Linked DNA regions of Homo sapiens: region 1 is linked to region 2. The links are chromatin loops, found by intact Hi-C in ENCODE. Cell type or tissue: heart left ventricle. All regions are shown on one strand. Links, peaks and the distances in the headings refer to the core of each region. The heading gives the core; the rest is flanking DNA.

Region 1 (15,987 bases), core at 3,304-11,303, 80 kb after region 2:
GGCAGGGGAATGCCAGCGAGGTCAGAAACAGGCTTCCCTGGAAAGAAATGTTGCATTCTCACAGATCTGGGGAGGCACATTCTTCACAGGGCATATGGAGAAAGGTAGGCTGGGTCTGGGTGTTCCATGGGTCTGGTGAGCTGGGGAGATGCCATGGCAGAGGCCAGGTGGATGGGGCAGTGGTCACACTGGGTTAGAAATCAGCACAACCAGCCAGGTGCAGTGGCTCACGTCTGTAGTTCCAGCACTTTGGGAGGCCGAGGCAGGTGGATCATGAGGTCAGGAGTTCGAGACCAGCCTGACCGACATGGTGAAACCCCATCTCTACTAAAAATACAAAAAAAAATTAGCTGGGCATGGTGGCACTCACTTGTAATCCCAGCTACTCAGGAGGCTGAGACAGGAGAATTGCTTGAACCCAGGAGGTGGATGTTGCAGTGGGCCGAGATCGCGCCATAACACTCCAGCCTGGCAACAGAGCGAGACTCCTTTCAAAAAAAAAAAAAAAAAAAAAGGAAAAGAAAAAGAAATCATCACAGTTGTGAGAACTTTGGGAGAATATGCTCTCCTCAGATCTTAATTTCTTATTTATAAAACAAAGACAACAATACCTGTATTAAAATTTAAAAATGCTTGAAAACATGGCCAGGAAGCCATAACCCATCATACAGTGTCAGGTTATGGATGCTGCTATCATAACCCTGGACAAATGGGCAGCTTCGATGAACAGAGATGCTTTTGCCTTCCCTGCAGACAGCTTACACTCCTGGGCCTTTGGCTACATATGCGACTGAACTCAAAAAGGCCAACATTTGTTTTTTTCCATATCCTGTACAAAACATCAAAGGCTGCCAGGTGCAATTTTCTGTCTCCAGGAATTAAGATGAGGAAGACAAAGGAAGACCCTGAGTCAATGACATCCACGTTCAAGCACGATTCCCCTCAGGTCTGTGACAGGGGCTGCCCTGGGACCCTGGCCCTCCATCTGCTTCCCCTCGGTGTCCCACTTTGGAATTGCTGGGCTGAGCCAGGGGCCAAGAGGGAAAAGCAGGGACAGGATCCTCTGCTCCAGTGCCTCTCACCCCCGTCCCCACTCCCCTGGGCCCTCCAGGAGGAAATGGCAGCCCAGATGGTACCTGCTGAGTGGAGGCAGCTCATGCAAGATGGGGCCGCACAGCAGCGGCATCCAAAATGTGAAGGTGGAAGGCTGGGAACATCGGGAAGAATCACAGGAACTGTTGAAAGAGAAGTGAGCCGTGTGCGTGCAGTATCACTGGGCTAAGTGAGCACTCACTGAGTGGGCACCAAATCCACCAAAGCCATAGGTGGGGCCGCTGGAGGAAGCCAAGGGGAATTCTGTCACCACCTGATATGGCTTGGATGTTTGCTCCCTCCAAATCTCATGTTGAAATGTGACCCCCAGTGTTGCAGGTGGGCCTGGGGGAGGTGTGTGGGTGATGGGAGCCGGCCCCACATGAATGTCTTGGTGCCATCCTCATCCTCAGAGTATCAAAGTCTCACTCTATTAGTTTTCATGAGATCTGATTGTTAAAAAGAGCCTGGTGCTTCCTCCCCTATCTTGCTTCCCGTCTCCTCATGTGGTGCCTTCCTCCATGAATGGAAGTTCCCTGAGGCCCTCACCAGAGGCAGATACTGGTGCCCCACTTCTTGTACAGCCTGCAGAACTGTGAGCCAATAAACCCCTTTGCTTTATAAATTACCCAGCCTCAAGCATTTCTATATAGTGACGCAAATGGACTAAGACGCACCTGTCCTAGTTTTCCAGGGCTGCGTAGCAAAGCACCATAGGCCAGGTTTGCATTGTTCCTGCACTTCTAGGGGTGGGAGTCTGGGATCAGGTTGCTGGCAGGTTCGGTTTCTTCTCATGCCCCTCTCCTTGGCTTGTAGATGCTGTCTTCTCCCTGTGTCCTCACATGGTCTTCCCCCTATGCACGTTTGTGTTCTCATTTCTTCTTAGAAGGACATCAGTTGTATTGGATTAGGGCCTATCCTGATGACCTCAGTTAACTTTAATCACCTCTTTAAAGATTCTATCTCCAAACACAGTCATATTCTGCAGTAGTGGGGGTTAGGGCTTCAACATACAAGTTTTGGGAGAACACAACTCAGCCATAATGCCACCCCAGCCCCAAGAGCCCCGAAACTGGAAGTACAGGTCATTCAGTGGTCATCTCATGTCTGCCCACACCCCCTCTCTAGACATCCAAGGCCCTTTCTAAAGTGACCAAAAGCTACTAAGAAGCAGAAAGTCTCTGATCACTTGGAGAGCAATGTACTGATGGATTTGTAACCATGGTAACATGCACATCAGAGAACTTTATGAAACAATGGAGAGAAGGAAGCCTGGGGTCATTTGCTGTGATGCTGCACTGACCTGGACATCCTTGTAGATCCAGGCTTTGAGGCGGGCAGGAGGAGATGGAGCTGCCGTTTAACCCACCTGGTGGAGCAAGGCAGTGAGCAGGGCCTGTTGCCTGTGACCACAGAGTCCTGCTTTGTCCTCAGGCCCTGGGAGCAGAGCCAAGCAATGGATACTGATGACATTTGGACATCATTCTTAAATTCAACACAGCAGCTCACACTGGGAATTTCTAGCTCAGAAAGGATCCACGTAGGGGGATGATTTGCCCCCTTCCCCCAATTGGGCACCCCATAGTCAGCAGGGAAATTCACCAGGGTGGGGCAGAGAGTGTGCAGGGTGGGCAGCAGCACTGGAGGCAGCATAGTGGTCGTGCCAGAGTTATGGGAGAAAACACGTGTCAGTTGGACCTAACTGCATCATAGAGACTTCATCGTTAGGGTCCACAAACCAGGCCAGCAGCCACAGTCTGTCCTCCTGTGGGAGAGCCTGGGGCCAGATCCCAAAGACCAGAGACACAAAGATATCTGTGTCCAAGGGATCCAAGGGGAAGGAGCCATCCTGGAGCTCCAGGAGGGTGCAGCACAGGCAGCCTGAAGCACCACACTGCACAGGGACACACTCCTGGCCCTGGGGCACAGCCATCGTCAGACCATTTGGACAGATGAAGGCATCTGAGGAGCCACAACTGTCAGGATCCTGTCTCCGAGCACCTGCCTGACAAGTAGTCCCACCATGAGGGGAACCAAAAACCCAAAACAACCACAACCAAAAGGCCTCTTCCAGCCATGGGAAGCCAGCCAGCCCTTGCTCTTTTCAGACCCGCTCAGCCAGGGTCTGCAAGGCCATCTCAGCTAGCTTGGGTACATCAAGGCCCCCAACCAACCTGTGTTCTGTGAGTGCCTGCTCTATGCCTAAACTTGCCAAGAGAGAAGAACCAGAGCTGATCCCTGGCCCTGCCTGACAGCGATCTGGGCAGCTTACAGGGGGGCATCTGTGAGGTCCAGTGCCAAGCAGGACTGCAGTAGCTGTAGAATAATACATTTCTTGCAGGGGTTTGGCCTCAAGCAGGGATTTGGTTCCTCAGCCTGTGGGGCTGCTGCTGCTGTTTCTGCATCTGAGGCTGTGGCCCAGAGCCTGTAAGACAGGGCAAGCATTCAAGGAGGATGACAGATGTCAAGTGTAGGAAGAAAGACCAAGTGGCCCCCGCGGCTGCACAGGACCCGCAAGGACCAACTGAAACTGCTTTGATCTCTAGTAGGAGAGGCCAGAGCGGGGGCCACAGCAGGACCCGAAAGTGGCCACCAGCAGTTGCCCCACGCTGACCAGGTGAGCCAGGGGGTCAGGCACACGGCCTGCACGGACCTATGAGTGGTCAGGCTGCTCCCATGCTGCAGCCTTCTGCGTCACAACATGTGTTTCAGGCTGCCTTGGAACTATTCAGAGAAGACAATTCTGAGGAATAACGGCCAGCTCAGCTAAGATGACCTGACATAAACCACCCAACAGGTATCCAGGACGCAACCTAACAGGTGATGATTTCTCCTAGGAAGAGAGAGTCTGAGAGCTTCAGAAACACAACTGTGGGGAATTCAGCTTCTCTTTTAAAATGAGGTCCAGAGATCAGGAAGGCTCCAGGGAGTTGGAAACATCTCAGCTGGTTTTGGGAATCAGGTGAGAACAGGTCATGGGGCCTAAGAGGACAGAGGTTCCGACAGAGAGGATATGGGAGCCAAGGGAGGGCAGCGATCATAGGAGAGGAGACTGTGACAGGCAGTGCACAGGCCTTGCGGAGAGTCACGGGCAGCGGGCAGAGCAGGCGCGGCGGCAGCAGCGTCCGCTGCAGAGCTCAGAGGGGACGGGGTGCAGAGATGAGCCTCGGCTTCCTTCCTCAGAGCAAATAACCAAACGTAAAAAACGTTTTACAGGCCATGCAGTTTCCTATTCCCTTGTATGAAATTAAAGTCCTTGGATTGGAATCACAGTATCCTTTTTTTAGGTTATGTTTCAGATGCTCCGTTTTAGGTCTTGAACTCCCCATGACACTCTATTTTTCCCTGCTTTTTACTACACAAAGTCAATATTAAAACATAAATGAGGTTTGGACCTCCCTTTATTACTCATCAACTATAGCTGGCTTAAAACTTGAGGGGATTAGCTTTTTCCTACAGCCCAAATGAAATCGAACCTCCCTTTCTTTGTCTTCTCTCCCTCTCTACCTCTTTCCCTCCCCACCTCTTCTTTCCATCAGCCCTTCCTTAATTTGTCTTTTCTTTTTTTAATTGATTCTTACATCAAAAACCAAAAAGAATTATGACACTAATGAAGGACATGTAACAAAAGAGAAGCAGTAGGCACATCACCACTGAACTACGACAAAAAAATTGTCTGACCCATGCCGCCCCTCAATCCTGTCCACAGGCATTCTTAGTTATTCCTGGTGGTCCCAGCAAGGAGTAGAATTTAGTAGTTTGCTTTATTCACTTGATAATATCATGTTTTCCACTTTGCCAAATCAGCTTCCCTATTATCATTTGCCACAAGCCTGTGGCTTTCACGGGGTGGACTAAAGCACATGGTGGGGAAGCCTTGGCTGATGCCTCAATGTTGGTAGCTTTAGGGGAAGGTGCTTTAGACTGACTGTGATCCACAGAGAACTGCCCTCTGGTCCCCATGAACAGTGATGGGCAAGTCTGAAGAGAATTTCTTGGCCATTCAGATACCAATGTCTTCATGCACCTGAAATGACTTGAAGAGAATGATCTGAAGAGATGCAGGTAAGGAGGAGTGGTGGCTGAGGGGCTACTGGGCATTTCCCTATTTGCAACTCATCTCTTCTACCAGAAGCATGTGAATCCCTACCTCCCTTCCTAACCCCTTCCCAGAGCAACTCAGCAGGACTTGCAAGGTGGAGAAGAGGTGTTTGAGTTCCTCCTAGAGAAGACCTTGGAAGAGATTCACGCACAAAAGAAAGAAAGCAAAATAATACTTTATGCTATTAAATTTTGCATTCCAAAACCCCAGTTTTGTAATATACAGCTTTATATGCCAAACTTGACCAAAAAAAAGACATGAGACATAAAGAAGAAAGTAAAATGGCTGACATAAATCCAAACCTATGGATATTAACATTAAATATTAATGGATTAAGCAACACAAAAGACAGAGATTATCAGATCAGACAGGATAAGAAAAACAAGATCCAACTATATGTTTGCTACAGGAGACACACTTTAGATTCAAAGATATAAATGGGCTGAAAGTAAAAGAATGGAAAAGAAATAATCATGCAAACAATTGTAAGAACACTGGAGTGGCCATACTGACATCAGACAAAATAAACTTTCAAACAAAAATAGTTATCAGAGATAAGCAGGGACACTTTATAATAACAATAGAATCAACTCGTGAAGAAGATATAACAATTATAAACATATGTTTCTAACAGAGCCCCCAAAATACATGGGGCAGAACTGATATAAATAATGAGAAAAATAGACCAATACAAATACTTGGCAACATCAACGCCACACTTGGAATCATGGAGAGAACAACTAGACAGGAGATCAAAAGGGAAATAGACAATTTGAACAATAATCTAAAATGCAAAACCTTCATGAGCAGAAAGATCTCCCCATAAGTCCTTAGAAGAAAAATAGCCTTTCGAGGTTTACGTAGAGCAAGGGTAAGAGGGAAATGGGGGTTACAGACCCACCGTGAGTACTGCTGAGCCGGGCACTAGCTGGGGAGTTTATAGTCATTTATCAGAAGCTTCTGGGTCTTACATTTCTCATACATAAAATGAGGTAAAAATGCACCATTCACGGGGTCTTTGTGGGGATTTTGAGAATGAAATACATAAAGGAAATTTATTCCTAGGCTGTGGGATGCTGTCCAATGGAAGATGTGCCAATCCTGAACCTGTCTGCCCTCAGAGCCAGTCCAAGCCCTTTCCCTCTCTGCATTATGGGGATGGGCTTCAGGGAAGGAAGGATTGAGCCTGTTAGACTGTCATTCCTGGCTCATGTGCCAATTGGTTTCTGGTGGGATTCACCCCAGAGAGAGGTGCTAAAAAGAGGGGTAAGAAGGGGGAAGCCAGGGTATTTCTCCATCACCATTTTCCCCACACCTAAGCACTATCTCCAGCAGACTTCCCTGAGGGTCCAGCTCCTGCCAGGGAAGCCAAGACGCCAGCTTCCAAAGGGTGAACCTCGTACCTGGGCCCCATAGCACTACTTACCTCCTTAGTTCCTTCAACCCAGGGAGGGTTGCGGCTCCCTCCAATGTCACTGTGCTCTGGCCTCAAAGTCTTCCTATAACCTGGGCAATGAGAGTCCTCTGTTATAAATACTTAGAGTGACCTCTCTTCTTGGTTGAACCTTGGATGATTAATAGGATTTTTCTCCTAAACTATGAAAAGTTTGTAGGCAGAGATCCTGTCTTCAAGCCAACCAACAGTGATTGGGTTTCTGTAAACTGTTAGACCTTGAGCCAAGCCACAGAGAAGAAGCAGCAAGACAGGGCCTGCTCTACGGAACACAGAACCTTAGCCCTCTATGACCTGCATGGAGCCTCGTGTAGAATAAGCACTAGTGTGCACCTGTTGCTGAAAGCCTATTTCAATTGAGTTAGCATGTGTAGCGTGTGAGCTGTGCACCAGCTTCTCGGCCTGGTTTGCAGACACATTGTATTTGACCTGTGGTGATACCCCATGAGAAACCAAAGCAGCTCACACCATGTAGCGCAGTGCTGTAAGCTTTGCCACCCTGCTACTGGCTGAAACCCTACCAGGGGCACAGCTGGCCAGCGGTCTCCCCATCAATGTCCTGCAACAACCTCCCCAAAACCAAAGTAGAATGAAGATTGGAGAATGGAGTGTCAGGAACACTTATTCATGATCACTCTTGCATTCTGAAGGTGCAACATGAATGTCTCCGAGGGGTGGTGTGGGTGCTCCTCAGCCCCCAGATGAACAAGGTGTCTACTTGGATTTTAACTATAAAGCTGCCCTGTTACACTTTGTAACCTCAGGCACAGAGCCGTGGACATGCATCATAGGGCACTGAATCTGTCCCACATGACTAACAACTTGGGACATCTGAGAACATTTCTGTATTGTTTACACTAAAAGAACATGTATTTTTATTTCATAACACAGAACTGACATTTGACATGTTAAGTCAATGTAAGTCACTGGTGAAGTTCCTGAATTACTGCGGAAGAGTAATTAGTCCCTAGGGGCCTGTCGCTTCAACAATTTGCCATTTATCTTCTTTCAGATGACAATGTGGTTTTTTCTTTTATTTAAATCTTAAAACCCATAAATACCTCTCCACCACCACTGCTTCCTTCCCTGCAGACATACCCAAATCTTGTCCACCTCTGGGTTCAGCCAAGAGTTTGTGGTAACAACCACAAATGAAGCCTCGGCTCTGATGACACTGCTGCTCCTGAAATCCTCTCAGGGCCAATCTTCTCTGAATCAACAACTTGACTTTATTAACTGATAAGATTGACTCTGCTTCACATTCTAGCTTATTCTTGTGTTGTTCGGATCATCCACATGCTTTAACTTAGAGAGAGGGAGAAGTGACATTTTTACCAGATTGGAGTGCACTGCAGAGGCCAGTCTCTGGGGTCACATGCACAGCGGTACGACTTTCCTATTTATGTAAAAAGGAAACTGACTTTTCCCGGTCCTGGCTGTAAAGGCTCGGGACACGGTAGACGGGACGGGAGGTGCCTCGGTGATTTGCGGAACAGGAGGAGCTTTCCCTTCCAAGCTAAACAATAAGTTCCACTTTTTTAATGGCTCTTGGGTTAGAATTACTGACAAATAAGACAGAAATGTAAAAGCCTCAAGTATGTGATTACCTTAAGTCTGGGGGACACTTAAATAGAATAAAGTAACCATTTACTTTATTTCAAGATTTGGGTTTCTTGGTTGTGGGGGATGTGTAAAACATAGTCATTGATTTTAACTTTCCCATCCAATAAATTTACCAATTCAGACAAATTGAAGACAAGGACAGTTTAAATCAACTTAATTCTATAGGAAAGAGTATTTTGAGTATTTCAAATATTTCCAAGTACACACAGTAACTCAAACCAGGCTGGTGAAATGTTTCCTTCCTTAGAACAAAGGGAGGTTTGGTGGTGATTTGGGGATAGCTTTGAGTTCAGAGCCCGGAAGAGTTACTCAGATTCTGAGGCGGTTTCTGACAGAAGGAAAGGTGATAGCCTAACGCTGAGGAGGGCAGTTTCATTAATTGGGACATGTGGGGATGTTGTTGGAGATGGACAGAGGGACATTCAGAAAGACAGAAGCAGAAGCGTGGGTTTCTGAGGAGGGCAGAGTTTCTAAGGTGGTGAACAGAAGAGTGGGTAGACTTGAGCCAACAAAGGAAGCCAGGATCAGGCCATTTTCTCACGGTCACCCTGATGATATTGGGAGCACCTTCAAGATAGGACCCTGCAGGGAAAATGTGTCATGAACGCTATGCAACCTGTGGTCATTTCTAGAGCTCGATTTAATTTTTTTCCCTTGGAAGTTATTGGGGCACTCAGGGTACGCAACCCTGAGTGCACAGGCAGAGGAAGTGAAGCTTGGCCTCACGCCCAAGCACAGAGGACTCGGGTCCCAGGGCTCCAGTGTGGAACTCTGCACGTGGTTGCGGGGTGGGTCACAGGTTTGGAGGCGTTAGGGATGGAAATATGCTCAGGGCAGAGCTGAGAAGACAAGAGGTGGCCAAAAGGGAGTGATGGGTAAATGCACAAAGGTGTCCAGGAGGGCCCTGGTGCAGGCTGGCTTCCAGGACACAGCTCTCAGGGTAGAAGGAGCCTTTCTCAGACACAGTGGAGACCAAATCTTTTAAAGTGGCTGGAAGTAGGTGTCCCTGTGACCACCGACCACTGAGGGACTGGACCAAACAGGACAGAGACTGTGGCCCCAAAACACTAGCCCCAGGCTCAGCTGCTGGAAGCTCCAGGAGCTGCCAGGATGCAGGGCCTGCATCAGGACTCCAGGCATGGACCGAAGCTGCTCCTGGATCAGCAGGGAGCTTGGCCAGGCAGGGAAGGTCACGGGCTCATAAGTCTCATGTTCTCTGCCTTCTAGGATGGTTCTCCTCTATGAAGGCAGCCTCGGCTACATTCTGTGTTTTGTTTGCTTACTAAGAGCATCAACACAAAGAGAGAATGACAATGTCCTTCCCCATCCTACTCCAAAGAACTCCCAGAATGAGGACCCAGATGTGCCTGAGTCGCACCCACACCCTCTGATTTATAACTTGCCATAAAAACCACCTGGGGGATTGTCAACCATGCTGCCAGGCAAGGCTGGGTGCTGAGAAGTGGGGGCCACTCCAACATCAGTATCACAGTCAGACACCCTGTTTTCCACTTCAAATTCCAAACATGTGTCTGTGAGTGTGGGGTAGCGGCATGGGCAACAATCTTTCATTTCATTTGTTAGTTGGGGTATTGAGATTAAAAAGCTACTAAACTCAAAATGTGGGCCAGGCAGTCAACATGTAATACCTGGACACTTTGGGCCTCTGTGGACTTGAAGCATCATCAAGACACATCACTTCTGTGGCCAACCTCTGGTCAACAGTTAGCCTTATCTTCATAAATTGCCTCCCCCACAACACAATATTTCTGTGCATTCATAGCTCTGTTTGTCCTCCGTAAATCAACCACAGGCCTGTTTAATTATCCCTCGGCAATTTTAAACAACATTTTTAATGAGGCAGAGAATACATGAGGGCTTGCAAACAGGGCTTAAGGGTCTGCCGTGGGTCACTCTGTGTGTATTTTTCAAAGCCAGCCATTCCCAAGATAAGTCACATCTCACCCGGATCTCGAGGCTTGGCTGATGGGCTTTTGCACTGCATGACCAGGGAGACTCAACCATCAGGAGGCTGCTTTCTGTCAATGGCCTTGAAGTGTGTTCATTATTATAAACACACATGATGAATTAGTGTTGTGGTTATGTAAGGAATTTGGTCATCTTGGCTCTGGCTGTGAAAGCGGCAGAGCTATGGAGAAAGTGAACGAAGGGCCATGCCTTCCACTGAAGCCCAGGCAGCTGGTGTTTGAGCTTCATTAACTTGGAGATCCATAAATCTCTCCCCCTGGTTTCCAGGTCAAAGGGATTGCTGGGTGGAAGAGCTCCAAACCCTCTCAGTTGTGGGAAACATCCCTGTGACTTTGCGGGAAGGTAGGCCTGGCCCCGATGTCCCATAGCCAGCAGGTCACTCTTAAGGGAGTGGTCCAGAGGGTCCCACCCTCTGATGGTCCTGGGCTGGGGTATAACACTCAGCGGAGCTGCAGGAGAGGGGACAGAGTACTTGTTGCCCGGCTGCATTTGTGCAGTACTGGTGCTGGGGCCCCCACACAAACCCAAGCACCAGCCCTGGCACCCAGCTGAGTGGCCAGCCCACAATCCCAGAGATGGCAAGGGCGGGCAGAAGGGGAAGAGTGAAGGAGAAGCAGCAATTGGGCACCAGGCTCCAAAGGCGCTGAAAGACAGGGCAGCCACTAGAAAGTCATGGGGAGCAGATTCCTGAGGGCCTGTCTGCAAATACTTATTTTTCTTTCTTTGAACATTCTTAGGACCACAGAAATGGGAGCAATTTCAAGAGGACAGACAGACTCTGCCCCCTGCCCTGCCAACACCCGCAGCCACGATTGCCTTTCCTCCTCCTCCCCATTCTCCTTTTCCGTCTCGCCGCAAGCCCAGATTTCGTGCTGAGCCCTGCACATGAAGTGTCTCCCTTAAATGTCATAAAGACCCCATTCTACAGATGAAGACACCAACGCATTGAGGGCATGAACAACAAGCCCAGAGGTACCCTGTCCCTCCACAGAGCTGGATCCAGACCCAGTCTAGACCTATTCCAGAGCCCAGCCTCACTGTGTCTGGGGCACGATGGTCCCTGGCCTGGAGTGAAGAACACGAGATCCGAACCTTCAGAGTACGCCTCTCTGCCTCAGCCAAGCTCTCTGTTCTGGAACCTCTGCAGGTTATTTCTAATTGAGAAGGTGCAGCAAAGCAGTTAGGGACCTGGACTCTCAAATCCAGTACAGTCACATGTTCTCAGCCACACGACCTGGGGAAGGCACCCAGCCACTCGCAGGCTGGAAGGAGGTTACAGAGGTCACCGAGGCACAGCCCTCACAGGAGATGTGGGTGGCATGGGCACTCAGGAAGTTAGCTGTTATCAGTCATTATTCCTTGACACCCACTCTGCCTGTTTGTTCCCTCAAACTTCTTGCAAGAGAACTATGAAGAGGTTGGGATTCTTGCTGATTTATGGTCATTACTGATGATGTCACGACTGTCCACTCAGGGCCCAAGGACACCAGGACAAGTTAGCAGCCTGCACAGGAATCCAGGAAGTTGTTATTTTAATCTTTAATGCTAGTTTTTTTTGCCAAGCTAAACAACCCCTATCGGCCCCGTAGTATGTTAACATTTTGGGAAAAATTTATGAACTGCTCCAATCCATTTTTGGTAAAGCCCATTACCTCTGAATATAGAATCAAGGTTCCAATTAAAGCTCTCCATTAGAGAATTAAAGTTATTTGCCAAACCAGAAGAGAAAAAAGATCATTCTTCATAATTTTCAAGTTCATCTGCCTGAAACCAGCAGTCTCCTTCCAGTCCTCAGGCAAGTGATCAACTCATTCAATGTTTCAGAGCATGGACCACAAAACAGAGAAACTTCTGGGAATCTGGACAAAACAGTGCCTCCCCCCAAGGGATCTCAGACAGTCGCTAGGGCTTGCACACACACATATGCGCACATACACACACTCACATGGTTGCTCTAGGATCCTAACATCTGTAGTCAAGGAGGTCCAATGTTTTTAGGAGTAAAAATAAATCCCAATTTCTTCCACTTTGGAAGCTCGTAGACGGCAGGCTTTGTAGGAGAAGTTATTTCAACTGGGTTTAAAAGTTTTGGTACGGTTTTGCCGGATAGAAATAGATGGGCAAATACACAGAGGTTGAGAAGTCCAAGTCAGTGATGCTGAGGGCCCAGGACCATCTGTGTTTGGAGACAGCAGGTGGGAGTGCAGAGATGATGCTAGAAAACTTCCCGAATACATGTTATGATGCTAGGCGTTTATTCTGATAGGTGTATTTTACTTCTGACAGATCTCTGCAAAATCTCCAGCTCCTGCCTTTCTGGGCTTTCAGAATCCAGGACCATATGGGACCCATGGACAGTGCAGGCAGGGCAGGAGGCCTCTCCGGGTGCTGAGCTGCCCCGCCATGGGCCACAAGCTGTGCTTCTCAGCACCAATGGTTGTGTCACTCTCATTGGTGGTGCTGGCTTTAGGAGGATGTTGGGGACTCTTTTTGACTCTCCTTGTCTAGATGCCCACATTCTTTGTTAAGGAGCCATCTCCTTTGCTGGGGTCCCCTCTGCCCTCTCTGTTCTAGGATGGTGGGACTATCTGATAAACTAAGTTTTCCAGGGCAGCCCAGGAGGGAAGGCAGCACATGGCTGCACGGAACCTTCTCTGGAGACACAGAATGAAGACCTACAGCCATGCAACCTCCCTTTACTCAGGTCTTTCCAATAGAGAAACTATTCAAGGAAGCCCCCAGGCCTGTGCACGAGGACAAAGAGCAACAAAGAAATAACAAATGGAGTTCAGTTCTAGGACGCCTGATGTCTGCTTAAGAATAAAGGGGCATTTCATTTTGAGATGGGAAGTGGGGACCCTGGGGCCCTGTCCATTGAAATGACCCTTGGCTTCTAGAAGTAGGGGACAGCCCTTACCCAGCTCAGGCATCACAAAATCCTCAGCCAAGCAGCTGGGGGCCTTTAGGGGTATCGTTGGTGTTGTCCTGCTGCCAGCTCCCCGGCCAGATGGAGCCCAGAGCACCGTGCCAGGTTCTTGAGGGCAGACCCTGCAGGCTGCTGAGTGAGCCGAGGAGGGTCAGAAGATTCCTCCACTGACGGCTTTTGGCTGGTCAGTGAGTGCCCATGACCTTGGAGGAGGAGCCCAAGGCTCTGTCAGGCTCTGTCCCCTGTAAATTATTACATGGCCACCTTGTGGCTCAGAGGGCCCTACCTACTATATGAAAATGATATATCTTGAATGATTTATTTATGTCTTTAACAATCATCTATTGAGCACACGTGGCCATGTGGTTCCTCCCCTTGAGCTCACAATCTAATAAAAATAAATATAAGTTATTTCAGTGCAGTCTAGTGCATGCAGTACCAGCATGTCCACATGACAGGGGCTGTTACAAAGGAGTACGGGATTCCCTTCAGGCAAGCAGGGACGTGTAGAGAGAGGCTGGATAAGCCTCCTCAGGGAGGCGATGCTCTAGGCTTCTGGCTAGGAGTGTGCCAGGCAGATGTCTGTGCAGCCTCATTCCAGCAGCAGAAACACCTACTCCATTGTCCAGATTTGGAACACTGGAGAGGGAAAGGGGATGCGGTTACCAATGATAATCAAACAATAGGCATAAACCAGTGCTGTCCCCAGCCATGTGGGACACGTGTTCACCCTGTGTCTAAACAGAGTGTGCACAGGCATTGGAGGCATGAACAACATCTATTGAATTTGGGCTGCTAGTAACAAAAACCATTGCTAAGTGTGTGTAACTCGAGTCCAAGTCAGCCTCCAGGTGAGGTGCCATTCAGCATCTTAATGCCTCCACCAGGGACCCAGCTGCCTTCTCCTCATGTGTTTCACTGTCCTCACCCTCAGCTTCATCCCAGGGCTGTGGCCCCAGTGGTCTGTCTCAGGGCAGCCAACAGCAACACGCTACAAGCTCTCTTATCCACACCAGTGAGACAGAAAGGAAGTCATCTTCGCTTCAGCCTGACTCTCCACCCCAGGTCAATTACGCAGGGGATGCTGCGTGCAGAGAAGGAGGACAAGCCGCCTTCCTCCCAAGAGCTGGGCAGGGGGTAATGGGACATGAGGAGAGAGCAGGAGAGCAGTACAGGGTGGGCAGTCAGCAGTGCCCACAGCCAGGACAATTCCAGATTCCTGGAGCTGCAGGCAGGGACAGAGGTCATAGGGGAAGGTGAAGAACATCAGAGTACAGGGAGGAGGGAGCAGATTCTGAACAGTCCTGTCCACTTTTAATGGAAAGTCAGGTTGAATTTAAGCTTTGTGCTTTTAGAGAACTCACTCTTGAGATAACATGGAGGGTGGACTAGCAAAGGGTACATTATAGGCGTGGAATCAACAGTAATGCTACGGCAAAATTCAGGTGAAGGGTGATGTGGCTGACTGCTCCCTTTTCTGGATCCCAGATCTGGATGTGTAAACATTTTCTGGGCATCTGCTTCTTTGCACTGTGGGGAGGTTGAAGTCAGGGTCTACCCTTCCCCACCTCTCTGTCCCTGCAGTAAGCAGGTGACTGTGCACACAGTGGGTACTTAGTAAATATTTGATGCTTAAGTGAATGATGGAATGGGTGCCTCTGATGAGGGCCCTGTTCACCCAGCCAGTCTGGTAGGCAGGCTTTCCTGCTCTGCCAGTCTCAAGGCTGCCACTCTTGGTGGCCATGTTGAATGGCATGAAGCCAGGGACTTAGAGAGCTTCCCTGCTCCCTAGTGTACTGAGATAGCAGCCAGGCAGGGCGTGTTTCTGGTCACAGGCTTAGGAGAAAGGCCAGGATCCTACCGGGTTCACGGCCCCGGTATAGTCTGACCCCATCAGTGAGAGGACACAGCCCAAGCACAGCTGCTGCTCCTCTCCATTCAGGATGGGAGGTCCAAGGCAGCACTAAACAATGCCAGGACCCAGGAGGCAGGCGCAGTGAGCAGGGTCCTGTCTTGCACAGTGCAGCGGCATCTAGAAGGCTGATACCCATCTCTCTTGCTCCCTGGATGATCCCAATCCCTGAGGACTTTAATGAAGAGCATCACATTCCTTCGTGTGGTATCAAGGCCCCCTGTGGCCTCACCTCTGATTACCACAGGGCTCATCCTACCATTCCTTGCTCCCCATGGTCTAAATCCAGGAAGCCCATTCACTGGCCCACCCCAGGCCTCCCTCCATGATGTGCCGAGCTCCTAGAATCCTCCCGCACCTGGTTTTGTGGTCACGTCCTCAAGCAAAAGCCCTCCCATCTGGGTTAGCTGGCTGCCCCCAGAAGTCTCCATGCACAATGCTGAATGCAAATATCAGAGCCTAGGGGGCTGCAGGCTCCACAGAAACAGCTTCCTTGCCATGCTTGGTCTGTGCTTAGCCAACGTTAATAACAATGAGCAGGTGAGAGGATGGCCCTGTGAGATAGGAGGGTCCTCTGCACTAAGCTCACTGTCCAGGGATTCCCCTCAGCCCCCATCTGATGCCCTCCAGTCTTAAAGGACCAAGCATGGATTAAAGATTCACCAATGGTAACTGCACCCCAATAACACAGACTCTTCATGTTACAAAGCACAGATCATTGGAGTAGAGCCATGAGGCCTGGCTTTACTACTACTGAGTCATGTGACTGTTGACAAGTCTTTGTCACCGCTCTGATCCTTTGTCTCCTCTTCTGTATAAGGGATCATTGTACATTGCTCATAGGGTTGCACCAGCACATACATAGAAAGACTTGGCTTTTACAAGATGTG
Region 2 (15,987 bases), core at 2,746-10,745:
TCTACTAGATGCTTAGACTTGTAAACCAAGCTGGTTTCCATGCTAACATATAAAAAACAATACTAGATGGAAGTCTATGTATTTTCACAGAGGTTCCTGGCAAAGCCTCAAGCTGGTTTGCATTCATCATTGGTTTTGTTCTATCAAGCCTCCTAAACAAGAGAAGCTATGCTTTTTTGACATACTTTTGACATTTCAATCGGGCATGGAGATGGAAAGCCCTCAGTGTGTTTGCCAACGGCAGAGATTTATTTCACAGATCTTAAGGGGCCATAAAGAAAGTACTCAATAACCCTTAAACATCCCGCACAGTGTGAGATGAAGTCTACGGTGTGCCTTGGAGTTGAGTCACTAGTGCTTACTCAGCTGAAACGAGTTCAGCACCGTGAGTGCCAGAAATAACAAAGCATGTGTCATCTTTTAAAGAATTCCCACTCTCCCCCATTTCTCCAGGTGAACAGCTACCAGAAGCTGTTGACCCCATTCTCCAAAGCTGAGGCTGCTGCTTCTGGGAGCCCCGATGTCTCTGAATGTGGCGACCATCAGTACTCCCATACCAAGAAGGAGCAGTGACTCAGGTCACACTGGGTAGTCCTGGCCTGATGCCCAAGGCAACGGGAGTGATAGAGAGCAATAGTCAGAGGATTGATGAGCAAACAGAGCCAAGTGGATCTCAGACAGGTTCAAGGCCGTTACTGCAAATGGAACTTACACTCTTCAAACCTCAATGACATCACCTGGGAAATGGAGATCATGCTACTGTTAATAATAATTTCTATATCACAGAGTCGTGTGATGATTGAGACACTCGAGTTTGATGTGCTTACGATGATAAATACCAGTGTATATGTGCTTAGCACGTGCATAATGTTTTTAGATGGATAGTGCCCCTAAAACTTCTGACATAGTTCACGTTCTTGTTCAGGACCAAGCCAAAGCACTTGCCAAGCAGAAAGAGCAGATCTGGGCAGCTGCCACCCTCGCCAGGCATACACAGCACCCTGGGCCTGTGGACTCATCCCAGATGGGCTTTGCAGACACACAGAGGCAGATTTGCCAGCTGGTTCTTCCATCAGAATAAATAAACCCTTTCTGCTGTACCCTTTCTCTTGTTTTGGGTCATCATTAAATGGAAACAGAATAGAAACTATCCCTGTTTCTTTGTTGTTGCAGGTTGGGAGCAGTGATGACCCAGTTCAAGATGAAATTGAATCAATCCCACTTCGCTGTCCCAGATATTGTTGGAGTTTTGTTTTCCCCTCACCCTGAGTTGGGAAAGTTGCCTGAATGATTTGTGCCTGAGCGCTCTTATCTAGAGTGGAACGTAAAGTTGTGACCATTTTCACTGGGAAAATAGGTGATTTGTCTGGAGGAGAGTATCTCAAGTTCCAGACTCGAATGCTATGTGCCCTTTTATGTTAACTTCTTCACCATGGGGGAACCCCCAGGAATAAAAAGTCTCCTATTCCTCTCCTTCAAAACACCTCCTGAAACCTCACTCTTTTCAAGGACCTTACTGACATTTACTGAATAAATAATTTTTGAAGCTTTCAGAGAAGCATAGAGATGAAAAAAGCTCTAGAGATACTGATGGTTAAAATTGGAATGCATGAAATTCAGGTATGGCAGCTTGCCAGAGAGGGGACACAAATGCTTACCCGTATGGCTGATATTAACATGAGGAAGGAAGATACCGGCTGGGCACAGTGTCTATGGGCACGTCTACAATCCTGGCAATTTGGAAGGCTGAAGCAGGAAGATAACTTAAGGCCAGGAGTTCAAGATCAGCCTCGGCACCATAGTGAGACCCCCAACTCTACAAAAAAATTTTTAAAACTTAGCCAGTCATAGTGGCACACACCTGTACTCCCAGCTATTAGAGAGGCTGAGGCAGGAGGGTCACTTGAGCCCAGGAGCTTGAGGCTGCAGTGAGCTATGATCACACCACTGTACTCCAGTCTGGGCTATAGAGCAGTACCCCATCTCTTAAAGAAAAAAAAGCAAAGAAGAAGGTTTAGTGCTTTAGGATGGCCTGTGCAGATGCAGGAAGAAACTGATGAAGATTAAGAAAGCACATAGTAAGTTGCTGGGATGACAAAGAGATGTTTCCAAACCTAAGCCCAGACCGCTCCCTCTGCATGGACTGACCACAAGCAGTGCTGAAGGGTGGGTGGACAGAGCAACCAAGGCTGTTGACCCCAGCACAGAGTCTGCTGTGGGGGCATGGGGGAGGTAATGAGTCGAAAAGCAGTCAGTTTTGCCCATTAGAGTCAGGGTTCTCCAGAGAAACAGAGCCAATAGGAGGCACACATAGATGCAGAGAGTTAGCATGGGAATTGGCTTACATGGCTGTGGAGGCTGAGAAGCCCCCAGACCTGCAGCAGTAATCCAGAGACCTTGGAGAGCCACTGGTGCTGCAGTCAGAAGGCCAGCCGGCTTGAGAGGCAGGAAGACTTCGCATTTCGTCTGAGTCCAGAGGCAGGAAAAGCCAATGCCCAGCATGAAGACTGTCAGGCAGTAGGTCTCTCTTACTGGCGGCTGGTGGGAGGGCCAGCCTTTCTGTCCTTTCCAGGCCTTTAACACATTGGGAAAGTCAATCTGCTTTACTCGGTCCATGAATGTAAATGCTAATCGTATCCAAAAACACCCTCATAGAAACCCCCAGAATAATGTTTGACCAAATATCTGGCCATTGACACATAAAATCACTGAGGCCAAAACACAAAATGAGCTGTTAGAATGACCGAGCTACACTGAAATAAGTGTGAGTAGTTTTGAGCAGATGGTAGAGATAGAGCCTCACTGCCAGCAGGCCCAGCTGGAGGAGCAGTGAGAGGGCGAGGGCCCTGGTGCCCAGCACATGAAGGTGTGTGAGCATTCACTCAGGTTAGTGTATTACTTCCATCCACATGAGAATCCCTCCACCCTGCCCACGTCCCTGACTAGAGGAATTCCACCAGGCTATCTTCTCTCCCTGTCACAGGAGCTTCTCAGGCTGTCATATGGAAACAGCCCCACCCTTCCCTTCTGCTTGTACCTGGATGGAGACATTTGGGATCTAGGGCTTCAGGAGAGTAGAGGTTGTTCTATACCTCAGAGGGACAGATGCCCTGCATAATCCCAGGTTCTAGCTAGACCTGCCTGGAACTAAAAATCAGAACAGAGAGCCTCTTACAAATGTCCCTGGCCTCAAAACATGTTTCATTTTAAAATATAACAATAATAACAGGGCCCCGGGGGAATGTTATAAGAATGTGATCCAACTGCAAATGGGATGAATATCAAGACAATTTCCAAAATCAAAGGGCGCCCTATGGGACACTGAGTGAAATGGGTGCTCTCATTCAGCTTCTCAATTTTCCTTTTTCAATATGAATTCCCTAAAATACACATTAAAATGTAGCAGGGATAAGTATTTGTCACAAAAAAATCAATTGCCAAAACCATCACGCTGGATAGGGCATAAGATCAGCAACAGTTCAGGGACTTTGAAAGCAACCTAAATTCTTAGGAAATGGACTGTGTTTGCTCTAAGGATGTCATTGAGAGCTACATCACCTAGTGTCCTCTATCAAGACCTATGAGGAATATTTCTCTTAGGTCTCAGTACCAGAAATAGCTATGCCTGTCCTGAGCCACTGGCTTGTGCTTTCTTTATGGGCACCCTGACATGCAAATGATGTTACCTCCTTTCTTCTTGTTGCTAGGAAACCCAGCCACATGTGTGGGTCACCTATAGCAAGGTTGCAGGACATTCTGGAATGCATTTTATGGCCAGTATAAACTTTTGTCTGTCCATAGTTTCCCTATTCATACTATCCCTTTGCTAGTTTACATATGGCATTATATTTTTAAGAGACACCTTAAATCCTTTCAGGAATGAAGACAAGAAATAAATCATTGAATAAAGAAATACAAATAATGGTTTTTATTTACAAAACAAACAAACAAAAGGGGACCTAAGAATGTGTAAGTTCAATAGTGTCTGCACAATATGAGTCCACGGCAGGGGATGTTTCTAACAACACAGTCAGATCCCTGTCTGGAAGTTTGCGGTCCATTCCAGATGCAACATTTTAGGAGTGATGACCACCAACATCGGACACATTGGAAGAAGAAACGATGGGAGAAGAGTCTGGGAGGTTTGAGGAAGCACTGAAGAAATGTAGTTAACCTGGAGAAGTGTAGACTTGGGAGAACATTCTAGAAGTCTTTGGATTTTTGAAGACCAATCACATGGGAAAAAAATGCATTTATTCTGTTGCAATTCAGACAACAGAATTAGAATCAGGGATTGACAGCTAAAGACTGGGGCAGGTTTGAGATTAATATAGAGAGAAGTTCCAATCAGAATGTCTGTAGAACAAAAGCACGGGCGTGAAGGGGAGATGGGGGTATGTGAAAACAGGCCTGCATCCCAGGGGCAGGCCCACAGCGCCAGGTGATGGGAGTAGACATTCACAAAATCCTCTTTCCAGCATGTCTTCATGCCAAAGGAGCAAGGTGATGCCCCCAAAATCTTGGCATTTGAGGTGTCCCTTATTCGCAGTTAACTGTCCACTACACAATGTATTGCTTTCTAAAGGAAACATTTACCCAAGAGGAAAGGCCAGTTTTACTAAGGAAAGCGCCATTGTGAGAACCAGACCTTCCCGTGACGGATGATGGATGTGCGTTTGATTGGCCGGTAGTGCCTGCTGCTATGCAGATTCGGCTTCTCCACTCCACCAGGAGAGGGAAGGAAAACACTTCCCTCCACGCCACATTGCAGATCAAGACAAAGTTCACTCCTAATTGCAGCGGGACTGACCTGGTGCAGGATGGGCTGGGGGAATTAACGGAAACAAACCGAAGGATGACTCTGGCAGCACACTGATGAAGAAACCAAGAGGAAATGAAGCCAGCAAGGGCGCCCACAAGTTTATTTCAGAGTCGACAGAGCATGGACCTAACTGAGCAGAGCTTCTGATTTATGAAGTATTTTTATTATATTACCTATTTTATATTATATTGGCGGCTCTGCTCTTTGAGACAGAAAAATAAACAGCAGCCCTGCAAGAGCCTTTGGTCTAGAGAGAAGAATATAAACACAACCTTCCTGCTCTGAATGGAGATTCCTGCCAAACGTTGTTTCGGGGTTTTCAGGCTTCTGAGATTGGCCTTTGTGTTTAGGAAGGCGAGGTTCACACGAAATATAAACGGTCCTATTCTCTAAGTTTTGAAAAGGCGAAGAGCTTAAGGTTTGTTTGATAAAACCAATAGAAATGCACCATTGCCCACTGCTATAGGAAATGTGTGTTTCCTATTTTGTCTGTGCAATGGCTAAATAGCCCTGCGTTGGCACAGCCAATTCCACAAGTGGGCAGGATTCTATCGGCCAATATGATCCTGAGCCTCCCCGCCCTTTGCCATTCTTTGAGGAGCTAGAGCCTGACAGAGGTGCTGAGGAGGCAGCTCTGCCTCCCATAATGCATGTGTGTTTTCTTTTCTCAAAGAAACAATTCTTCCACTAGAGCAGATGCCAGTTCCAACAGAGAGCTCGCCGGGGGCCTTTCTGGCTCCTGCAGGCTGAACTGAGTCATTGTTCACAGTGAGTTAGTAAGGTTTTATGCTAAACATGTGTTATCAGCTTCCAGCATGCCCCTCCCTCAGTGTGTACCTGGAAGCATTCCTGCCTGCTCTCCCGCATGGGCACCCTAGTGACGAGGAGAGGCACACAGGGACCCTATGGCAAAGATGAAGTAGCAAGGAGTTTCATCGGCATACACAGGCACATGCTCTCTACTCTTCAGACTCATCTATAAACAAAGTGCTATTTATCTTCCATGAAACAAATTAAAAGCTCAAAGTCAGAATGTCTGCAGCCTTGTATGGAGTGAGTACATTTCACACTCAACATTCGTTACAGTCTGGGACCAAGGATTTCACTGCGTTTTCCTAGTGCAGTGCTAGCCCCAAACCTGTTCCCTGTAAAAGCTTGTGAATGATGAAGGAAAGAACAAACAAGTGAATAAAGGAAGGCCTCACAGATACAACTGGATCATGATCCAGCTCTTATCAAAACCAAAGCATGTACCAAACTAACCAAGCTCCAGTTCCCATCCCCAGACATGGGTCACAGTGAGGCTTGCCCTGTATTGTATGCCAGAATCATAAATTAGGATTCCTAGCAGATGAGAATGTACAGGATCAGCACTGCCACAGGGATGAAGTGGAGAGCAGTGGGTTTCTCAGAGGCTACAGAACTGCTGATGCAGAAGCCTAGGGACATTTTCCACACCCCTCGGAGAAACGGGCTGGCTGGCCTCAATTCCCCCAAGACCATTTTAATTGTAGTGAAAAATGCGTAAAATAAAATGGACCATCTTAATTTAACCCTTTTACAGTTTACAGTTCTGTGGCGTTAAATACATTCACATTGTTGTGCAACCATCCCCACCATCCATCTCCAGAACTCCTTTCATCTTGCAAAACTGAAATTATCCCCATTAGACAACAGCTCCTGATTCCTCCTCCCGCAGCCCCTGGAAACACCATTCTTTTGTTTCTATGAATTTGACTTCCCTAAGAACCTCACAGAAGTGGAATCATGCAGCACTTGTCCTTCAGTGACTGGCTTATTTCACTGAGCATGATGTCCTCCTGATCCACCCATGTGGTGTGAATCTGCCATTGTTTTTGTGCAGGATGGAATCAGAGCCTCGTGCACATCCCAAGAGGAGCCACTGCCACCCCAGGACCTCCATCCCTCCCAGCATCCTGGTCCTCACACTGGAAGGAAGCCCAACTCACTTTTTTTGGATGGCTCAATGGGGCTTCATTACACTGTAAGCTAAACTATGCTTACAAAAATGGGATCTTGCTATATAACTATGGAAAATACAAGCTTAAGCAAATAGGCATTTCCCTGCTCATGTTAGAAGGTCAAGTTGGTTAAAAGAAAAAAGGCCATGTGGATCAGCTGGTGGCCCAATTAGAAAGCTCAGAGACAGTCCAAGCCCTTGTTTTCATTATCCCAAATGAGGAAACGCGGCAGCTGGAGCTGTGTATAGCCCCAGGGCCTGGGAACAACACTCAGGCCATCTGGATTCCCCACGAAGGAAAAGCTCCGCCTTTTAGTCTCTGAAGCTGCAGGATTGAGGAGATTCGCAGAGGAAATGTGTGTTTCTGTGGTCTTGGGCCCCTCCGTCACCCACCCAGCCACTTGGGGCCCAGATAGAAATGATGGTCAGTGGGGCAGACCAACAGCCTTCTAACTACATTCCCCAGCATGCCCTCTTTTTCCTTTCCTTCTTTGAGGGAGTCCTTAAATTTCTGCTAGCTGAAGTGGCAAAAACTCCCTCGCATACCCTTACTCTGTTGCCCTCGCTGAGCAGCTGACCAAGGGCAGCGTTGCTGATCACAGACAGATAGATGGCCGAGCGAGTGGAGGAAAGCCTGTCCAACCCCAGCCCCCTCTGGACCTCAAGCGGCCTGTCTAGCCCTGGAGTGCTGAGAGTCACAGCATTTAAACACCAGGGCAGCAAGTTCTGGTGCAACGGCCTGACCCCACGTAGTCCCTGGCTCCTCTGTGAGCCATCCCCAGGGGATAGGCAACTAGCATCTAAGACCCAGGGCCCTGCTGTCCCCCTTGGTTTAAGCTTTGAGTGAGAGGATGACAGGAACAAACACCAGGGGGAGAAATGAGGCAGGGAGGACCTGCCTGCCGGTGCCCAGGGAGCGCCCAGGAGAAGGATCATAGCCCAGGCCCCTCTCAGCCCAAGACTTTGTCTACTAAACAAGCTGGGCCTCCTTTGCTCCCCTCAATCAAACTCACAAATCAAAACATGCTGAACTAATATCCCCTAATAGCCAATAATCCATCAACAAAAGTTAAGTTGTTGCTTGAACAATCTTCCCCCTGAGGGAGTGGGTGTGTTTAAAAGTACTTCATAAATTATCTAAAAGGAAATATGAGTGTTTCTAGTTGTTGGAAGAGTCCTACCAGGACAGGAGAGCATGCCCAGTGTCCCTGTGTGCCTGTGCGTGCACTTATGGACACTTCCCCAGGCCTGTCCAGCTGGTCAGCATTTCAGGAGAAACCTGACCCTCCCCTTGGCCATTCCCATCTCCTCCTCCCCACACTGAAATTCTCACTGGGAAAATTTGCGGGATCTTTTTTCTGTGATTGTTTTCTTGATAAACCGTCCATGCATAGTGTTTGAATGTTTCATGGTTTCATTGCTTCAGAGTTCCTGGGAAAACAATGTCATAGGGGGTGCCTGAAAAATGAAGCTAGAAATAATTGCGGAATGAACAAGGAGTCGGCTCCATTCTTACTCCCTGAATTCCAGGAAAGCGGGGATGTGGCACAGCCCTGTGTGGAGCAGGTGCCTGGCAGCTGGCCCAGCACACAATGGGCCCACAAATGTGCCCAGCTCCCTGGGTGAGAGCAGAATGATGGGAGCCCACCGCCCATGCCCTGCGGAGGGTGTGCCCAGCCTCGGACAGCCAGCAAGACAGACGCGGGCTCCCCTCTGCCTTTCACCCAGAATCAGGGCTCAAACAATATCCGAGCAGGAGGGCCAAACTAAAAGCCACGTTTTTGTCAGAAGATTTGCCACATCAGCCCTAGAGCGCTTTGCTCCCCTCTGCAAAGCAGATCCTGGGCCCGGGCAGAGGATGCTGCAGGGAGAAGCCCTGGGATGGACTGGGAGGACCAGAGCCCGAGAGGCGGGATGGACTGGGAGGGCCAGAGCCCGAGAGGCAGGAGCCCTGGCCTGGGTCCCTGCCTGTGCCTGTCTCTCACCAGATGCATCACTGGCACCCGGGTCCCCCGTTTGACCCAGTGTCCTCACCTGACCAACAAGGTGAACAACTGCTCTGAGTCATGGAGAGAACATGTCAACAGTGAAATCCCTGAGGATGGGAATAGGGATGGACAAGGCTAAATCAAGGGGTCCCTGGGCTGAGCTCTTCCTGGGAGTCAGGCACATTGGAGTCATAGGAGTAGATGGCTCACCTAACACAGACCACAACATCCTTTCCTTGGCTACAGTGAAGACCCCAAAATGTGGGTCCACCTCTTCATTGACGTGTCTTTTGTTTCCTACATATTTCCTTTATTCGTATCTTTGAAGACTTACCTGGTGCATTGGGGAGGTTGGGATGCAGATTTGGATCCAAGCCATGCCAGGCACAGGAGACAGAATCAGAGAAGAAACTGCCAGGAGGTGGCATCAGCACAGTGAACAGGGGCGATTCCTACCTGTGCATTTGGAAGTGGGGGCACAGGAGCAATGCAGCCAGAAGTGTCCATGTGGGGCTGAGCCCTGCTAGGACCAAAGAGGGACAGGGTGGGGACCTCCAAATCGGGTCCTCCAAATCCCCAAAGCTGCCACTGAAACTTCTCTGCACCCCTAAACTGATGCTCAATATTTCAGTTTTCCCTGTATCTTTAGGGGTCTGACAGGAGAAAGGAAGGAATATTGGGGACCAGGTTTGCTTAATAGGTCTGTAATTCTTGCCCCTGCACCCACATTATTAGAGGGGTTACCAAGCCACAGTGTGATGAGCCCACAGGAGCAAGAACTGGGTCTGTCCTATCCACTGCTACTCTTCCAGGGCCCCATGCAGCACTTGGCACAGAACTGATGTTCAGTGAATGTTTGCTGATTGAATGAATGGGCATTATGGGCTACTCCTTAGGTCTCACAGCAGGCAGTAGACACTGATGTGGCCAATCCTGCCCAGGCCTTTCCAGGTGGAGCTGGAATCTGACAAGTAATGTCTCCACCTTCACGCATCAGGGAAACCGGGAGATTTCAGCTTTCTGTCTGGGTTTCTACTGACACCCTGCTCAGTATCCCAGCTTTAGCACTGGAGTAGGGTGAGGATGCTGCCCTGTGGGATCTGGGAACTTTGACTCTGAGGAGGCTGGGCCCAGACAGACTGATAACATTGCAGATTGGCCTGTGTTTCTGAGCCCAGGGCAACTGGGGCTGGGAACTGCCAAAAGAAGCACTCTTTTATGCACATCCACTTTGGCTCTTATTTAGTCATGCTGGCCTTGTTTTGCAGAACAAAGGATCCAGTACCTCTGTCCCTGGCTCTCAGGAGCTCAGTGTAATGATGGATAATAGTTCAAGACCCTTGATCCACAGTATGGAAAGGTATGTTCCCTGGGGGCTGGCTGCTCCTGTGTGCTTCAACTTAATATTCACCACATTCTGTGCACACAGCACATAATGTCTCTTTTATATATGTGCAGTCTGAGGTTCAGAAAATTGGTGACTTGACCTACCTGGAACCAACTGCAAGATTTAGGCCTTTTTGCCTTGCTTTGAAATTAGAAATATCACAATTCTTCAAATCTCCTTTCTGAAACAAACTCACTGGTTCCAGTCTGAACACAGCCCCCAAATGTCCCAATCAGCCAAAAAGCATCAGCACATCCATTGCCTTGGCCAGTGCCTTTTCTGTAGGAAAAGGTGTTAGACTGAGCATCAGAAGATAAACGTTTGATTTCCCAATGTGAATTTTACTGTTTCTTTGATGTTGGGATAGTCCTTTTATCTCTCTATAATTTAGTGACCTCACTTTTTTGTTTGTTTGGTTTTTGGTTTTTGTTTTGAGAGAGAGTCTCACTCTGTTGCCCAGGCTGGAGTGCAGTGGTGCAATCATAGGTTACTGAAGCCTTGAACTCCTGTGCTCAAGCGATCCTCCCATCTCAGCCTCCAGAGTTACTTCACCTTTTATGTAATGTATTCCTTCTCCTCCCCACCTCACCTAAAATATCTCCACCTAAAAAATCAGGTCCACCTAAAAAATCTGCTTTTTTTAAAAAAGCGTTATTCTCTTTGTTTTTTAGTTTAGATAGTTTGTATAGCTCTGTCTTCCAGTTCACTGATGTTTTCTTTTGTAATGTATATAGCATTGTCTTAAGTCTATCTATTGAACGTTTCACTTTAAATATAATAATTTTTTAGTTTTAGAATATCTATTTGGTTTATTTTCTAGTTTCCATGTTTCTGACCCTGTTCCCCTTCTGCTCAGCTATTCTGCTTACTTTTTAATTGAAATCTTTCAATACATTTATATTAACTGTAGTCCATGCCTGCTAATGGAAAAATTTGTCTCATCTTTGGGTCTGTTTATACTGACTTTTTTGTTATGCATCACATTTTCCTACTTCTTCTCATGCCTAGTAGTTTTCAATCATATGTAACAGTAGTTAGTTACACTGTTGAGAAAATGAATTTAGTTTTCTTCCTTCAAAAAGTATCAATTTTTGTTGTGGAAGGCAGTTTATTTACTGGTAGATAAGCATCAGTTGGCCAAGGATTGATCTTCAGCTTTGTTAAGGCACATCTAGAGTATCCTTTAGTCTAGGGCTAACATAGCCCTACCCTGAGGTATTGACCATTTAGGACTTCATTCAGTGAGCTCATTCTGATCTTGCTGGTTAGAACTCCAGCATCTCTCAGAACTGTATGACCTCTGAAGCCTCCTTTTAGCTTAGAGCCTCCAGTAGCTGCAGCTTTCAGTCTTGCTTTGTGCACATGAAGTATAGTGCTCAGCCAAAGACTCAAGGAGATCTCGAATATTTTTGTGCCCCTTTTCTTTTCTCTTTTTTCAATGGATTCCCCATAGTTTTCAGTTTTTACTTTTTTAATTAATGAAAAGTTGTATATATTATGGTATGTATCATGGTGTTTTGAAATATGTATACATTGTGGAGTGGCTACTGGTGTCCCTTTTCTAAGTAGTTCCCTCCTCTCCAGTTTTATGCCCCACACACTTTAGCCATGGTCCTGGCTCCAAATATCCAGCTGCTTCACTGATGAGTGAGGCTGCAGCTCTTTATGGAGCTCTACTTCCTCATGTCACAGTTCAGAAAGTGACTCAATGCAGAAAACAGAGAGAACACAAAGTTCACCTCATATTCTCATCTCTCAAAGATCGTAGCCAGCTATTTATCAATAATCATTGTCATCACTCTTAAAAGAACTACTGATGCTTGTTTTCTCTCTGAATCCTTTGAGCCTCCCAAGCTGCCATTCAGAATCCTTACAGTCCTATCTTTCTGAAGGCCATGGCAATGACATGGAAACAAAGCACCCAAGCAAATGCCATGGGTGCCCACCTAGTAGGTGTGCAGACGGGGCCTCTGCAGGTTCAGAGCAGATGAAAACTGCCATCTCCTCTACCACCTGGCAGTCCATGATTCAGTGACGCACAACTCCCTCTCAAGCTGGATACACTCCTAATGATCACTGTTTTCATAATGAAATTGCACCACTGGATTCCAGTGCACATGAAGCACACAAATGCACTTATCTCTGTGTTTAAGCTTCACATAGGGGCCAAATGTGAAGGAATCTCAAGGCAATTTACTTGGATTTGAAATATATTTGCTTCTGGCTTACGGAGTCTTTGAGGTTTTGCTTTTCTTGAGGAAGAACAAAAGAATGTTATTCTAATATCTCTCAGGACAATACAATCACACATCAGCTCTAGGCTCTGTTGGTTACCTTGGCAAGCTTCTGATATTTCCTTTGGCACCTCCGTGACTGAATTGAGAATGGTCAAATTGAGATCCACCTTCGAATCAATGAATAACTCAATGAAGGCATGGCAGAATTAAAATGACATCAACACAGGCAGTGTGATAAATGAAAAGAGACTTGAACTGAGCATACAAGCTTTCCTTATAAAATTCTACTTTGCATTGCTTTAATTAATAAGAAAATCGAACTGATTTTTATTTTCCCTAATGTGTGTTTATCATTTATACTTTACTTTAAATAAAACTTCTTGTTATATTCTTTAACCTCTTGTCCTTTTCTGACTTCAGAGAATTTTGTAGTTTGGGATAAGATTTTTAAAAAACTATGCCTGTCACTGTTGTCACAACTCTTTCTTTCAATTTTAACTCTGTTAGTGTTTGTAGAATAGAATTTTAAATTATTATTATTATTATTATTTTTTAATTTTATTCTTATTATACTTTCTAAGTTTTAGGGTACGTATGCACAATGTGCAGGTTAGTTACATATGTATACATGTGCCATGCTGGTGTGCTGCACCCATTAACTCGTCATTTAGCATTAGGTATATCTCCTAAAGTTATCCCTCCCCCTTCCCCCAACCCCACAACAGTCCCCAGAGTATGATGTTCCCCTTCCTGTGTCCATGTGTTCTCATTGTTCAATTCCCACCTATGAGTGAGAATATGCGGTGTTTGGTTTTTTGTTCTTGCGATAGTTTACTGAGAATGATGATTTCCAATTTCATCCATGTCCCTACAAAGGACATGAACTCATCATTTTTTATGGCTGCATAGTATTCCATGGTGTATATGTGCCATATTTTCTTAATCCAGTCTATCGTTGTTGGACATTTGGGTTGGTTCCAAGTCTTTGCTATTGTGAATAGTGCCGCAATAAACATATGTGTGCATGTGTCTTTATAGCAGCATGATTTATAGTCCTTTGGGTATATACCCAGTAATGGGATCACTGGGTCAAATGGTATTTCTCGTTCTAGATCCCTGAGGAATCGCCACACCAACTTCCACAATGGTTGAACTAGTTTACAGTCCCACCAACAGTGTAAAAGTGTTCCTATTTCTCCATATCCTCTCCAGCACCTGTTGTTTCCTGACTTTTTAATGATTGCCATTCTAACTGGTGTGAGATGGTATCTCATTGTGGTTTTCATTTGCATTTCTCTGATGGCCAGTGATGGTGAGCATTTTTTCCTGTGTTTTTTGGCTGCATAAATGTCTTCTTTTGAGAAGTGTCTGTTCATGTCCTTCGCCCACTTTCTGATGGGGTTGTTTGTTTTTTTCTTGTAAATTTGTTTGAGTTCATTGTAGATTCTGGATATTAGCCCTTTGTCAGATGAGTAGGTTGTGAAAATTTTCTCCCATTTTGTAGGTTGCCTGTTCACTCTGACGGTAGTTTCTTTTGCTGTGCAGAAGCTCTTTAGTTTAATTAGATCCCATTTGTCAATTTTGGCTTTTGTTGCCATTGCTTTTGGTGTTTTAGTCATGAAGTCCTTCCCCATGCCTATGTCCTGAATGGTAATGCCTAGGTTTTCTTCTAGGGTTTTTATGGTTTTAGGTCTAACGTTTAAGTCGTTAATCCATCTTGAATTAATTTTTGTATAAGGTGTAAGGAGGGGATCCAGTTTCAGCTTTCTACATATGGCTAGCCAGTTTTCCCAGCACCATTTATGAAATAGGGAATCCTTTCCCCACTGCTTGTTTTTCTCAGGTTTGTCAAAGTTCAGATAGTTGTAGATATGTGGCATTATTTCTGAGGGCTCTGTTCTGTTCCATTGATCTATATCTCTGTTTTGGTACCAGTACCATGCTGTTTTGGTTACTGTAGCCTTGTAGTATAGTTTGAAGTCAGGTAGCATGATGCCTCCAGCTTTGTTCTTTTGGCTTAGGATTGACTTGGCGATGTGGGCTCTTTTTTGGTTCCATATGAACTTTAAAGTAGTTTTTTCCAATTCTGTGAAGAAAGTCATTGGTAGCTTGATGGGGATGGCAGTGAATCTATAAATTACCTTGGGCAGTATGGCCATTTTCATGATATTGATTCTTCCTACCCATGAGCATGGAATGTTCTTCCATTTGTTTGTATTCTCTTTTATTTCATTGAGTAGTGGTTTGTAGTTCTCCTTGAAGAGGTCCTTCATGTCTTTTTTAATTTGTTGAATTTATTTAAAATTTTTTTCTATTTTCCTTGGAAAATTCTCATTTTTGTACTCTGTATTAAATGTATTTTCTAATTTTAGCTATTTTAGTTTTTATTATTTTATCCACTTTGGCTTTATTTTGCAATATAATGTGAATTATGAATCTAAATTAATTTTTTTCATATTGTTAAAATTACCCCCACTCATTTTTAATGTCTATCCTGCATTGTTTATAACATTATTTTACATATTACATTTGTATCTAAAGAAATTCAATGTTCTGGGTTCCTGATCTGTTCTACAGTGTATACCAAATTTCTTAAAAATTAAAAAACTAATTAACTTAATTTCTTAAAATTCTAATATCAGTTGTATTTGATCAAACATTCATATGTCATTTTAATTTCAGAATACTATCAAAATCTTCTCAAATTTATTTCTCATACCTCTTTTAGTATTTTATTAACCATAAACAATATGCCACCACATCTGACCTAGCTTATATGAATTTTGTGTTCAAATATATTTATAATAGTGTTATTTTTAATGAGATAAAATTTACCTAAATATAAAATAGCAGTGCAACAAACTGTACTGCAAGGTTAATCATTAAAGCATCATTAAAATATTCTAAAATAACATGTAACTACATGGGCAAAGTTCTCATTGTGAGCATAAGTGAAAATAACAGAATGCATCGTTCTTTATGTATAATTATCCCAATTGTAAAGTATGTGCTTATACTCATTCCCTCATTTAACAGTTATTTATGAAACTTCTACTATGGACCAAAAACTATTTAGAGTGTTGAAGTTACAACAGTTAACAAAGCATGCAGAAACCCCTGCCCTCATGGGACACCCTCATGGGATGTCTCAGTGTGGGGACAGCCAGTGGTATCTTAGAACTGGCTCAAACGGGTTCGCAAGACCAAATTGTGAAATTTTCAAGAATTTTGCAAGCTGATTGTTGAACATAGCTATTCTTGCAAATTAGCCCTGGTGGGAATGTTTACACCATTGGCAAACACTACCCATCAGGGTGCCCCCGCCCCACCCTGCTGTGAACAGCCAGTGGTAAAACATTCATCAGAACACTACTGGGAGAGTTAAACAAAAAGATAAATAAGTTATCTCTATTAAAAAGTATTTGTGAGAGTGTGTGTGTGTTTTACATATATTTTTTAATAGTAATGTGAGCTAAAGAGAAAATTAAAGCAGTGAAGAGGAATAAGGCGTGGTCAGTGTTGGAGGTAAAACAGAGTTTTGGGTAAGGGGACCAGGGAAGATCTCTCTGAGA

Evidence for each region. Hi-C counts contacts between places; a loop is a spot of excess contacts. Peaks named below come from ENCODE experiments on the same cell type or tissue, not always from the same donor. Only the 100,000 strongest peaks of a DNase experiment are listed, where the experiment ranks them.
Region 1: it touches region 2 in a loop (1.8-fold over the local background); 2 of 110 quality-filtered maps call a loop at or near these places.

The regions. Positions count from the first base shown.
Region 1 is chr10:43,957,348-43,973,334 of GRCh38, reverse strand. All of the region lies in intron 4 of LINC00841 (long intergenic non-protein coding RNA 841), which reads right to left. Among named protein-coding and RNA genes, the nearest start is that of LINC02659, 53 kb to the right of the region's middle. In heart left ventricle, for the core only: no CTCF peak of the experiment used is centred there; a DNase peak (open chromatin) is centred at 8,074; H3K27ac peaks cover 2,581 bases.
Region 2 is chr10:44,036,295-44,052,281 of GRCh38, reverse strand. No RefSeq gene overlaps it. Among named protein-coding and RNA genes, the nearest start is that of LINC02659, 130 kb to the right of the region's middle. RefSeq lists enhancers at 3,071-3,240, 9,819-10,339. In heart left ventricle, for the core only: a CTCF peak has its summit at 7,654 (motif pointing right); a DNase peak (open chromatin) is centred at 8,698; H3K27ac peaks cover 1,466 bases.